Regions from separate parts of the Mus musculus genome. Here region 1 is linked to region 2. Evidence: chromatin contacts called from ENCODE Hi-C or POLR2A ChIA-PET data. All regions are on one chromosome and are shown on one strand. The core of a region is the stretch at or near the end of the contact, and the rest is flanking DNA. Distances in the headings are between cores, read along the strand shown.

Region 1 (2,700 bases), core at 1-2,500, 33 kb after region 2:
CCCTGTCTCAAAAAAACAAAAACCAAACCAAACAAACAAACAAACAAGAATATGAAGCAGGGCTGGTGGTCCTTTGGACAGCCTGATGAAGGATCAGCAGTTTGACAACATCTTGGCTTAGCTACCGCCCACAATCTTGAAGGCCAGTACTGAAAATCACCATTTCAAAAATAAAACTTACTTTTGTTTTTAAATGAGACAAATTGCTCTCAAAGCTATCCACTGTCCCCAGGTGTGTGTGTGTGTGTGTGTGTGTGTGTGTGTGTGTGTGTGTGTGTATAATATATATACATGTGATATATATTGCATATATATTATACACACACACACACATCTGTAAGTTTAGTCTGGAGGATGGGAGCAAGAAGTTGGCAGGATGGCCATTCAAGACCAACCTTGGCTATATAGAATAATTCTCAAAAATAAAAATATTAGGGCGGGTGAGAAGGCTCAGCAGGTAAAAGTAATTGCTATCAAACCTGGCAGCTCCGTTAGATCCTGAGACAACCCCCCACCCCATGGTAGAAGAGAGAACCAACTTCAAGTCATTCTTTGACCCCCACTTATGCTGTGGTATGAGCATGTCCAAGTACTGTCCTCTAACCTCCAAATGAATGTAATAAGGCACACACACGCATACTAAAAATTAAAAACTATTTGTTCTTTTGGTTTGAGTTTGTTTTGTTTTGTTTTGTTTTTTTCCCAGAGTCAGGGTTTCTCTGTGTAGCCCTAGCTGTACTGGAACTCACTTTGCAGACCAGACTGGTCTTGACCACAGAAATCTGCCTGCCTCTGCTTCCCGGGTGCTGGGATTAAAGGCATGCACCGCCGCAGTTCAGCTTTGAAATCAATTAAACAGAAATAAAAACCTAAGTAAGCAGACTGGTAGACGACTGATTTCCTCAGAGGCATCGTTAACTGGATGTGGGGACTGTACAGCAACCGGAAAATCTAACAATCATCTAAAAGTGACAAAATCTAAAGCAGAAAACAGCAACACCGGGTGTGGGGACACCGGGGGTCTCTGGGGAGCCAGCTGTGTCGGGCAGGCTTTGTACCTTCAGCGACCTGACCCCGGTCAGGCCTTGGCCTGCTGGGGACGGCGCTGGAGCCTTGCTGCGAGCCTGGCTCCCGGCAGGCCTTGCGCAGCTTTTGGCGGGAATAGTGGTCTGGCCTGAGGTCAAAGGGTGCGCCACGTGCCAGTGACAGTTAAGGCGCATGCGCACTGCGCACGTGCTGACCGGAGCGCCGCACTTCAAGACTCTTGCCTGTCGCTGCCGGACGCTTCCCTCAGGCGGTGCGTAAAGTATGTTTATTTTCGGCTTGGTTCTCTTCATTTTTTATCATCCCTTAGTCACTTTTCTGTGGCCCTTCGCCCTCTCAGGTTCCTTACGGTCCAAACAGCAGACATTTGAGAGACTTTGTGTGCTTGTGTCCGAAGCGGGTCCTGAGGGGGCGACGAGGGCAGCTGGCAGTCGCCATGGGACTAACGGTTTCCAGCCGTGTCAGGTCTCTTATTTTGTGCGGACTTCTACGTGAATTCTCATGTTAACAGACGAAATAGAGACCAGGGTGCAAGGAAATTTAAGTCGGTTTACCAAGATAGTTGGGAACTCAGAGTCAGTCATTAAAAGAATCAGAAGGTGGGTGGAGTGTCGGCCACTGTGCTCTACATAGCGTAAGTCACAGGCCAGCCAGAGCTACATAGTGAGACCTTGTCTCAAAATATAAATTAAGATTTGAGAATAAATGGTGCATGATGGCACTGGGGGGTCGGGGGGAGGCCGAGGGATCAGAAGTTCAAGATGAGGCCGGGTGTAGTGGCTCACTCCTTTAGTCCCAGTACCAGCTAGGCAGGGACAGAGGCGGGTGGGTCTCGGAGGCCAGCCTAATCTACAGAGAGAGTTCCAGGACAGCAGAGCTACGTAGAGAGACCTGCCTTGAAAGAAAGAAAAACAAAGTCGAAATTCATTCTTGGCTACATGAGAAAAGAAATTTAAAAAAAAAAATAGTATTGTCTGCTGACCTTAAAAATGTTTTCGATACATATCAGGGAGGGGAATATATGTGAACATGCCATGGCATGTGTAGAAGTCAGAGGACAGCTTATGGGAATCAATTTGCTCCTTCTGCCTGCCATGTTGTTTCTACCAGCTAAGATCATCAGCCCAGAGGCAAGCTCCTTTACCAGCTCAACCATCTTGTGCCCTCCTGGCTTTCCCATTTATAGTTTCAGAGCAACAATGCATACTGAGCCTGATAAAGGAGTCATCTGATTTGACTTTTTTGATATAATTATTTTTAAATTATCAGGCACCATCCCCACCCCCAAAATACAAAAAAACAGAAAAGCAAAAAAGGTCTCAGACAGTCTTGCCTGGACTACAACTTTCTAACCAGCTAAGGATAAACTTGAAATACTGATCCTCTTGCCTGAGCATCTTAAATGTTAGGATTATAGGCATGTACCACACCCTGGAGCAATACATTGACCTCTTTTTTTTTTTTTTTTTTTTTTTTTTTTTGAGACAGGCTTTCTCTGTGTAGCCCCGCTGTCCTAGAACTCCCTCTGTAGACCAGGCTGGCTTCGAACTCATAGAGATCTACCTGCCTCTGCCTTCCTAGTGCCGGGATTAAAGGCATGTTCCACCACTGTCTGGCTACATTGACTTTTAAAGATTGAATTTTAAGTAAAATTCT
Region 2 (2,700 bases), core at 15-2,514:
TAATTGTAAAAATAGATAAACACTTGAAACATTTTCATATGAAACATATTACACATGAGATCTAGGAATTATTTCGAAATAATCTGGGAAATGGGAGCATAAATGAAACAAGTTGGCAGTTCCAGGAGATTATTGAAACAGGAGTTCCTCACCTCACTGCCTTCTTGTTTTGTATTTTGAGGACAAGGTTTTATGTAACCCAGGCTGGCCTGAGACTAGCACTATACCTGGCCAGATGTTCTATTTCAGCATTTTAAATTTTCAGTAAAAAAAAAAAATCAGTATAAGCAAAGTAAAAACAAACAAACAAACAAAGAAAAAAACCAATGGAGAACTGTGAGAAGGCAGGCGGAGTGTACGGCACCACCAGAGACTGCTAGCCAGAACAGTAAAAACAGGCCCTGCAGATCACCAAGAAAACCGATAAATACACTAGAAACATGAGCAAAATAATTGAAAATGCAATCCTCAGAAAACTCAGTGGTCAAAAACATGGGAGAGATGCCCATTTTCATTGGTGATTAATAAAGATTCAGGTTTAAAAACCAATAGTTCATTTTACCCCAGCTGTGCCTAGAAGACCACAGTGGCAGTTGGGTGTATATCCTGGTGTGAGTAAGTGTGTGTGTAACTGTATATGTGTGCATGTGGGTATAACTGTGTGATAACTGTGCTGTATATGTATAACTATGTGTGAGATTAACTGTGAATATGTGCATAATAACCATATGTATGGATGAATGTATGTGTATAACTGTGTGTGAATATGTGAGATAACCATGTGTGTATAATTGTATGTTTGTGAGAGATAACTATGTGATAGAACTGTGTGTATAAGTGTATGTGTATAACTCTGTGTGTGTGTGTGTGTGTGTGTGTGTGTGTGTTAAGATCCTTTGAACTAAAACAAAGGAACTGATGAGTGAGTATTAGACACAATAAGTCATACATGACTTGTGTTAAAGGATAAGACAGGGCTTCCTAGGGAATCATGTAGCAACCTGAGATTTGAGGCGCCTGATCCAAATGTCTTTATAACTAAATGTTTCCATCTCAGAACCGATGTGAATAAAATGGACCACCAAAATGACACAGGGTTGGAGGAAAACTTTGTCCTGTTCTCTGCTGAGGTCATTCTATTGATGGCCTCTACCATGGAGCCCTCTGGGCAGCTCATTACACACAAACTGTCCCAAGGTGAGAAGGAGAGGGCGGAGGCAGCTGTTCTCATAAGTCTTTAAATGAAACCGAAATGAAAGTTCACTTCCTCATTGTGGATGCTTCATGTGACAAGCTCCGATTTCTTTTTAGAGTCATTTCAAGCAGCCTCCTGCTGCCAGGGACATCTTTGGAGTGAGCACCACACTTCAGGATGACCATGAGGGCTCCTGGCCACGCTGCCATGTATGTACTGTCTGCTTCTTTTGTTTTCTTCATATATGGCCTTAAACATGCTCTATCTTTTCATCAGTCAGGCCGCTGGGATTTTAAATCTTTGCTTTCAGGAAGTAAGCTGAAAACAAAAATCATGCCGCCCATTCGCCTCTTGTTTTTCTGATTAGGGAGAGTCTGTTTGAGAGATTCTTGTTGGCTTAACTGTGTGATAACTGTGTTGTATGTGGATGCGGTGAGATTTAAACCTGGGCTCCTGTGAAGCATGAGCTGAAGGCTCACACCATTTAAAAAATTCAGTTTCAGCCGAGGAGTGGCGCTTCACCCCTTTAATCCCAGCACTCCGAAGGCAGAGGCAGGCAGATCTCTGAGTTTGAGGCCAGCTACAGCCAGGGATACACAGAGAAACACTATCTCAAAAAACTAAAATAATAATAACAACAACAAAAACAATAATAATAAATCCAGTTTCAGGCAACTACTGAATTTCTGTTAAATATAGGAACGGAGCGGGCATCAGCTGTGTTTTTTAGAGGCTGGGCCTCACCTCTTAAATTTGGCGGCCTTAGAACTCGATATGAAGACCAGGCTGGCCTCAAACTTACAGTGCTCCTCCTGCCTCACCTCTGCCTCCTGAGTGCTGGGATCACAAGCGTGGGCCACCACACCTGGTGAGAAGCCTGTTTGGGGTATCTCCTCTGAAACAGATATTTGATTTGTTGGGGAGAAATGTGAAAAAGGAAAATAACCCAAGGGTGTACAAATCTAAGAGCTGGGTTGTCCTTTAGCTTCTCTGAAGGCGAGCACGGTTATTTGAGAGAGAAGGTTGAGCTGCTTGGTTGTTTGTATTACTTTGGTGTTCACGCTCAGGCCAAGGGTCTCACCCATACTAGACGAGTGTCAGACGTGGCGCTGCATCCCCAGCCTTCTCTGTGTTGCCTGGACAGGCCTGGAACTCCCTGTTGACAGTCCTCCTGCGTTGGCTTCTGAAGATGGGACTATAGGTATCCACCATTGTACCTGGCTTAGTTTTGAAATTAAATTTTAACCAATTTAAGAGAGGAGAGTAACTATACATATTAATGAGGTGCTATGTAGTGTTGCCATACACCCCCCACCCCACCCACCCACACACTATGTTGTGGTGATTTAATTTTTTTATTATTTTTGGTTTTTCGAGACAGGGTTTCTCTGTGCAGTCCTGGCTGTCCTGGCGCTCACTCTGTAGACCAGGCTGGCCTCAAACTCAGAAATCCACCTGCCTCTGCCTCCCAAGTGATGGGATTTCAGGGATGTGCCACCACTGCC

What was found. A loop is a pair of places that touch in the nucleus more often than their neighbours do. ChIA-PET counts read pairs that join two places held with the same protein, here RNA polymerase II (POLR2A).
Region 1: a map of left cerebral cortex shows a loop between it and region 2 (2.3-fold over the local background). The contact joins the promoter of Hormad1 here to the promoter of Ctss in region 2. A Hi-C loop is called at or near these places in 4 of 37 maps with a recorded cell type or tissue (CH12.LX, gastrocnemius and left cerebral cortex). POLR2A ChIA-PET finds 5 or more read pairs at or near these places in 1 of 5 experiments (embryonic stem cell).

Annotation. Positions count from the first base shown.
Region 1 is chr3:95,558,427-95,561,126 of GRCm38, forward strand. It overlaps Hormad1 (HORMA domain containing 1), which reads left to right and starts at 1,251. Exons shown (of 15, transcript NM_001289532.1): 1 at 1,251-1,306.
Region 2 is chr3:95,525,522-95,528,221 of GRCm38, forward strand. It overlaps Ctss (cathepsin S), which reads left to right and starts at 1,265. Exons shown (of 8, transcript NM_021281.3): 1 at 1,265-1,404. The coding sequence starts at 1,379.